Regions from separate parts of the Homo sapiens genome. Here region 1 is linked to region 2. Evidence: read pairs that join two places in POLR2A ChIA-PET (ENCODE). Cell type or tissue: Caco-2. All regions are shown on one strand.

Region 1 (4,000 bases), 94 kb after region 2:
ATAGTACAGGTATCTTACCACATAAGGGTCACAAATTTGGTGATATCATACCTACCATTTGCATGTATTTAACTAGCCTTAACACATATATAACATTTATGTGTGTTACCATAAAAGTAAAAAGGCCAACTGTTTAACAAACACACTAAATGCTCAGCCTCAGAGGGTTTTTTTGTTTGTTTGTTTGTTTTGAGACGGGGTCTTGCTATGTTGCTCAGGCTGGTCTTGAACTCCTCGGCTCAGGCAGTCCTCCCACCTCATCCTTCCAAAGTGCTAGGATTACAGGTGTGAGCCACCTCACCTGGTCCTTGCCTCAGAGTTTTTAAAAACTGGAAAGGGGGCCAGGCGCGGTGGCTCATGACTGTAATCCCAGCACTTTGAGAGGATGAAGTGGGCAGATCCTTTGAGGTCAGGAGTTCAAGACCAACCTGGCCAACATGGTGAAACCCTGTCTCCAGTAAAAACACATAAAAAATTAGCCAGGCGTGGTGGTGCATGACTGTAATCCTAGCTACTCGGGAGGCTGAGGTGGGAGGATTGTTTGAACCCCGGAGGCAGAGGTTGCGGTAAGCTGAGGTCACACCACTGCACATTCCATGACTGGGCGAGATTCCATGACTGGGCGAGACTCCATCTCAAAAAATTAATTAAAAATAAAAAATAGGGCTTCTAAATATTTAGGCCAGCATCCCCATTTTAAAGGTAAGAAAACTATTTAGGCCAGCACCCCCATCTTAAAGGTAAGGAAACCAGATAAAGGGATTATCACAGAGGGGAGCTACTGCTGGACTCCAGATCAGACCCTAGGCCCTATGAATTGCTAATGCCCTGCTCCTTGCTACTGTTTGAGTGGCAACATCAGTGGCCTTCCTGCCCTCAAGCTTGTCCTTGTGGCTGCTGAAGTAGTCTTCCTCACTAACAGTGGAGGACCCACAGTCATGGGGCTGTGCTGCCATTTTCACAAAACACCATGGCTCAAAACATTTTAGAGCTGATTAGTGGCCATGTGCCCTTGCCTGTACGGTGTCCCTTCCCCGCCTCCCTCCTCTGCTAGCAGAACTCACACCCACCTGTACCCCAGAAAGCTTTCATTATCATACTCTCTCCAACCACAATAGGGGCAGGCATGTGGTCCACACTGGCCAGAGTATCCTATTCCCTTGGATGCAGGGATTCATTCAGGGTGGGCATGTGATCCCACCAGAGCCAAGTAAGTTTTCAGAGATTTCTTTTTTCTTTATCAAATGGATTCTGACAGAAGGGATTGATAGTAATTCTGAGTGAAAGAGTTTCACCCTTTGGGAGACAGCTACTAAAGGCCATATAAGAAAGCCAGGATCTGGCTGGGCACGGTGGCTCATGCCTATCATCCCAGCACTTTGGGAGGCCAAGGTGGCCGGATCACAAGGTCAGGAGATTGAGACCATCCCGGCTAACATAGTGAAACCCCATCTCTACTAAAAATACAAAAAAAAGTTAGCTGGGCGTGGTGGCGGGCGCCTGTAGTCCCAGCTACTCGGGAGGCTGAGGCAGGAGAATGACGTAAACGCAGGAGGCGGAACTTGGCAGTGAGCCGAGATCGTCCACTGCATTCCGGCCTGGGCAAGACTCTTTGTCTCAAAAACAAAAAATAAACAAAGCCAGGATCGTTGACTTCAAAGGGAGAGCCTGCCTAAGAACAAAAGTCAACTCGAAAACATCAGAACCAGGATATAGTGTTCTGATCAGCGTGTGGCTCCTACGTCAAGATGAACTGAAAACCAACTGTACCTTTCTATGCTTCCTTCCGGGTTCTTCGAGTCAGTACGTTTGAGAGTTAGCTGACACTTGCCATCACCCCACTAATGGTGGTATTTGTACCAGAAGTAGGTTTCAAACAGAGATCATAGAACACAGTCAACTCTGTCTCCTGTAACCAAGATATGGCTAATGCAAAGTCCCCCTGAAAACTGCCTTCAAAGCCTGAGAAGGAAGATTCTTTTGAAAGCCTTCAATGAGGCTGGGCCGGGCGCAGTGGCTCACACCTGTAACCCCAGCACTTTGGTAGGCCGAGGCCAGCGGATCACCTGAGGTCAGGAGTCTGAGACCATCCTGGCCAACGTGGCGAAACACCATCTCTACTAAAAATACAAAAATTAGCCAGTCATGGTGGCATGCCTGTAGTCCCAGCTACTCGGGAGGCTGAGGCACAGGAATCGCTTGAATCTGAGAGGCAGAAGTTGAAATGAGCTAAGATGGCGCCACTGCACTCCAGCCTGAGCAACAGAGCAAGACTCCATCACGAAAAAAAAAAAAAAGAAAGCCTTCAATGAGATAATGTAAATAAAGCACCTATCCAACACCAAGATTATAAAACCTCCTCAACAAATGGAAGCTATCATCGTCATCAATTTCATTTGGAGAGGGTAGTTTTTATATTTTAGAACAGCAAAAGTCCATTTGTAGCTAAGTTTGGTTAATATAGATAAATCCTACTTAGGTTAAAAACAAATTTTTTTAATAAACTTCTTACAAAAGGAAATTCCAAGAAAAAGAGTTCAATTTGTTTTTTCCCACAGCCTCTTTGGTGAAGAAAGTTCAAATTTTGTTCTGAGCAATGAGGGTACTGTTGAAAAAGAAAGGTGTCAAGATTTTCTTGATCTTACTGCCTCATTTTCCACAAGCCTTCACATTTCTACCTTTACCCAGGGCTGACACGTAATTATCACTCAGGGTTGTGTGTTTCTTCAAAAATGGGGTTTTCTTTTTAAAATTCTACAGACACACCTCATGCAAACCATCAGACAATCTACCGCAGAGGCGGCAGAACATACAACCATTGGAGCCACATATGTACAAATGGCACAAATTCTAGAGATTCATGTAAACCGCTCATTATCCCCACCCTCTCTTCAACCTTCCTGCTCTCTACCTTAAGATGCCATTGCCAATGTGACACTTCAAAGGTGGGTCAGAAACATAATCAGTATTTTCTAGACTAAAGCTCTAAATTACAAGGCTTGAAGCAACGTGGAGGATTTGAGTCTAAAGCTGACAGCTCTGGCTCTGCCTTCAACACTAATGGAGATGCCTGCAACTGCCCCTACCTTCAAGTGAGCAGGGCAAGCTGGGTCCAGATCCCTAAGGAACCAGGATTCCAGACTGTGTGTTGCTGTTAACCCCCAGTTCGTCCCCTGCAGACCTGGGCCAAGGCTTGAAATCTAGGACTTGCTGACTGTGTTGTCTCAATACAAGTTCAACTTCTGCATTTTAATCTATGGACTACAGGACAGGGGAAGTGACCCCCACCCAAACTGCCTCTAACAGGAGGCTTTGATAACCAGCTGCTATACACAGATGCACGCATATCAGAATGCATGGCCATACAGGCTCCCATTGAGAGGAAAAGGCTTTTACCTTTACATGACATGCTTCTTCTGAAGAGTTTAGATTAATAAGCCTTGGACGGGTTAGAGACTTACCTGTAGGAGCCTGTTGCCACGCGGATGCCATCAATCAACGTGAACTTTTCGTGAACCTTCCCAATAATCTTAGTTCCTGACCTTGCATAGTAGATATTTCCTGTGATAGTCCGAACTGTCATTAACTGTTGGCAGGGAGTGGGAGAAATATAAATGAACAATTCAGCAATACTCATCTGCTGAGCAAATGGTTAGGACAAAAAGCCTTAGTTTACAATTCCCAGATATAATTATTGGCATATGCGTGGCTTAGGGTCACCATTTAGTGACAGTATACATGGTACACTAGCCAGACAGTTCTCAAGCCTCAAGTGATGTTACTTCTACATTTGGTCCATCTTCTCATCTGTTCTTTTCTTATATTTACTTTTGAGACCCTTAGTTCATGCGTGTATGTGTTCTAAAAGAACACTCAACCTTTTTGGGATACTAAACAACAGAATCCAAGAAATGATTCTGAAGCAAAATGTGTGGGATAAAATCATCAAAGAAAACATGCTAGTAATAAAGAACATTTTAGCAAAGTCTGAAAGAAGGTA
Region 2 (4,000 bases):
ACTCCACAACCTCCTGCCTCCCGGGGCCACTGGTGAGCAGGTCTAAAACCTTAGACAAGAAGGGCTATGTGTCCTAAAATCCACATCTCCTCCAGATGAACACTTGAGGCTCCTTATCCCCATCTTACTTCATTTTACATTTTATTTTATTGCCAATCCTTGTGTCCTACCCCCACCCCCACAGGCAACACTTGCGATGCACATCTTGTTTGTACATATTTTTGCAATCGTATTGGTTTTGTGTGCATGTAGTTTTAGTCTCCGTGAACAGGACTATCACATCAGTTTCTTTTTTTTTTTCTTTCTTTTTTTTTTTTTTTTTTTGAGACAGACTCTCGCCCTGTCGCCAGGCTGGAGTGCAGTGGCACGATCTTGGCTCACTGCAACCTCAGCCTCCCAGGTTCAAGTGATTCTCCTGCCTCAGCCTCCCGCGTAGCTGGGACTACAGGTGCACACCACCACATCCAGCTAGTTTTTGTACTTTTAGTAGAGACAGGGTTTCACCATGTTGGCCAGGATGGTCTCAATCTCTTGACCTTGTGATTTGCCCACCTCGGCCTCCCAAAGTGCTGGGATTACAGCAGTTTCTTAATTCTTCCACTCAGCTATTTCTCAGGTCTGTGTTCTATGAACCTGCTCTGTACTGATCCACAGTGTCATCCAATACATTGTCCCTGCACACCTCCCAGGGATGGACATTAGTCCCCACCCCATCCATCACACCAGTAAGCATCCTTACATGTGTCTCCTAAGGACCCGGGTGAGAATTTTGTTGGGAACACACCCCCAGAAGCAGAGTTTCTGGGCTGTGGGGCAGGAACACACATGAGTAGTCCCAGGTGGCTCTCCAGGACTGCCGTACCAGCTGCGCACAGAGGCCGCCGCATCTCCATCCGCCACCTTTCCACTGTGTTGCTAATCTCATTGGTGCAGAGTGATGTCTAATTGTTGCTTTAGCTTGTGTTTTCCTGATGACTAACTTTGAATATCTCTTCAGTGGTTTGGTGGAGTGTTGGGTCTGCCCCTATACATTGCCTTCCATTCCCTGTGCCCATTTTTTTCTGCTGGAGTTGTCTTTTCACTGGTGATTTATAGGAGCTCCTTGTACATTCCTGACATTTAATCCTTTGTTTGGAATACCTTCCCCCAGCTCCCACACCTACAGGTAGGCCTTTTGCCAACCACTAAAGCAAATTAAGCATAATAAGAAATGAAGAGGCCGGGTGCGGTGGCTCACGCCTGTAATCCCAGCACTTTGGGAGGCCAAGGCGGGCGGATCACGAGGTCAGGAGATCAAGACCACGGTGAAACCCCATCTCTACTAAAAAATACAAAACATTAGGCAGGCACGGTGGCGGGTGCCTGTAGTCCCAGCTACTCAGGAGGCTGAGGCAGGAGAATGGCGTGAACCCGGGAGGCGGAGCTTGCAGTGAGCCCAGATCATGCCACTGCACTCCAGCCTGGGCAACAGAGCGAGACTCTGTCTCAAAAAAAAAAAAAAAAAAAGAAATGAAGAGAAGGGGGGCAAAGGAAGTAAAATAAAATGGGAAGTCAACTGTTGAGTTTTAAACTAATACACTAAAGTAGAAGATGAAAATCACAGAAAAGGCCAGACACAGTGGCTCACACCTGTAATCCCAGCACTTTGGGAGGCCGAGGTAGGTGGATCACTAGAGCTCAGGAGTTCGAGACCAGCCTGTGCAACATTAAGAAACCCCGTCTTTACTAGCTACCGGGGAGGCTGAGATGGGAGGATCACTTGAGCCCAGGAGGCCGAGGCAGCAGTGAGCCCATATTGCACCACTGCACTCCAGCCTGGGTGACAGAGCGAGACTCTGTATCAAAACAAAACAAAAAGAAACAAAAGAAGATCACAGAAGAAAATATTTATAGAACCACGACAACAAATGTCCAAAATAATAGTTAGACAAACAAGCAGAGTACAAAAAAGACCAAGACGTTAACATAAATGTCGAGGAAAAAATACTTTTGAAGAGCATTAAAAATAAACACGACTGCATTCTTTTTAAAACTTCGCAGTAAAAAGGAAAATAATGCAGAGGTCAGAGAGGTGGAGATTAAAGGGGTGAGGCATACCCATGAGGAAAAACAAAAAAACAACAGCAAAGGGAAAACACAGGGACAGCAGACACCAAGCAAACTGAAGACCGCACTTGAAAACAGAACAAGCCTAAAATGCGGGGAAGAAAAGCAACCAGAGAACGAGGCTAAAATAAACAGCCTGAGGGTGAGCTGGTAAGGCCTTATCAGCCAGCTCCTGCTCTCCTGGGGTCCAGGGCGATGTAGAGGCTGATGGCAGTGGTGGGGACGCAGAAAGGAACTCAGGCGACCTTTGGGTCCTATATGGGTCCGCCCATCAGGCTGAGGCCAGCAAAGAACCTGGCTAGGACGTTCATACTTGGAGCCACTGATGAGGCCATGGTCAAGAAGCCATGGGCAGTAGCCTGTGCTGGTCGTTCACCTGGCTATGGAGATCCTGGGGTATTAAATCCTGTGCCTGCACCACCCCTCCCTTGTGAACCTCCCAGCCTCCCTAGCCTGCTCATTGCCTTCAGGAGAACCCACAAGTGGGAGCGGTGGCCATGTGTGCCAGAGGGCCTGGGGGAACGCTGCGCTGGGAATCTCTTTGGCCGCACTTAAGCAGGCAAGGAGACGCCCTGTTCCAGCAAGTCCAATGCCACCCAAGAGTGCAAAAGGGAACACTGCCAGGATTCACCAGAGACGTCAACGTGTCATCCTTGCTTGCTGGAGGGAGCAATGACTGTGAGGACCCAGGGACAAGCCCTCTCCAGACCGTCTGCCACGCAAATTCCACCTGGTCATCCACAGTAGCCAGCTGTTTGTGCAATTATTTGATTGGCTATTTCCAGTTCCAATGACTCAGAAAAAAAGAAAAAAAAAAACAGATTAAACTGACAAGAAATCCAGAGTTCCATCATCCTGTTTCATCACAAATTAGAAGGCTGAGGAGAAAATTCAGATGAATCATTGGAGAGTGGAAAATACCTGATCTTATCTTGAGGTGAAAAAGGGATATGGGGCTGAGACTTGCCAACTCGAATTCTTCCAGGGGATAGAAATGTCCTCCAGCGGCGCCAAAGTTCACTTGAAACCCAGGTGGGTGCTTGGCAGTTCAGATCCACTTCCCAGAATGATGATCTTGGTGCTGATGCTGCCAGATGCCCTGCCCGGCCCACTCAGCCACAACCCAGTAGTTCCCAGACTTGAGGATTACATCAGTTTTTGTTTCATCATTTTGAATTGGTTTTTAATTGGGTGATAGATGAACGACTGTTGACATTTTATTTTTCCAAAGAAAACATTAAAAAATAAAACCACCATCTACTATCACCATTGTTTCCTAAAAGCATCTTAGCACCAAGAAAAGACTAAAGGATGGCCGGGCAAGGTGGCTCATGCCTGTAATCCCAGCACTTTGGGAGGCCAAAGCAGGCAGATCACTTGAGGTCAGGAGTTTGAGACCAGCCTGGCCAACACAATGAAACCCTGTCTCCACTGAAAATACAAAAATTAGCTGGGTGTGGTGGCAGGTGCCTGTAATCCCAGCTACTTGGGAGACTGAGGCAGGAGAATCGCTTGAACCCGGGAAGCGGAGGTTGCAGTGAGCCGAGATCATGCCACTGCACTCTAGCCTGGGTGACAGAGCAAGACTCTGACTCAAAAAATAAAAATAAAAAATAAAAAACACTAAAGGATGGTCTTTTATAGAGAATAAACTTAAGCTTTATAAAATGCTCATTACTACACATTCCTCATTTTTGCAAGACTCAGGAAAATTCATAGTGAGCTGACATTGATGCCTGCTGCCACAACCTGCCTGGGGAAGAATCCCAACCCCACAGATCTGTGTTCTGGGGAAACACGTAAGGGGAATTGGGCTGGGGTCTAAGCACACTTGTGAAGAAACAATTTATCAGCTTTCACTCAGACCTGACGCTCTGATCTCGAAGCTCTGATC

Evidence for each region. Peaks named below come from ENCODE experiments on the same cell type or tissue, not always from the same donor. Only the 100,000 strongest peaks of a DNase experiment are listed, where the experiment ranks them.
Region 1: POLR2A ChIA-PET joins it to region 2 with 6 read pairs; 2 of 35 experiments call an interaction of 5 or more read pairs at or near these places.

Annotation. Positions count from the first base shown.
Region 1 is chr20:38,947,462-38,951,461 of GRCh38, reverse strand. It overlaps FAM83D (family with sequence similarity 83 member D), which reads right to left. Exons shown (of 4, transcript NM_030919.3): 3 at 3,462-3,586. Among named protein-coding and RNA genes, the nearest start is that of DHX35, 13 kb to the left of the region's middle. In Caco-2, no CTCF peak of the experiment used is centred here; no DNase peak of the experiment used is centred here.
Region 2 is chr20:39,041,557-39,045,556 of GRCh38, reverse strand. No RefSeq gene overlaps it. Among named protein-coding and RNA genes, the nearest start is that of DHX35, 81 kb to the right of the region's middle. RefSeq lists a silencer at 2,745-2,945. In Caco-2, no CTCF peak of the experiment used is centred here; a DNase peak (open chromatin) is centred at 2,456.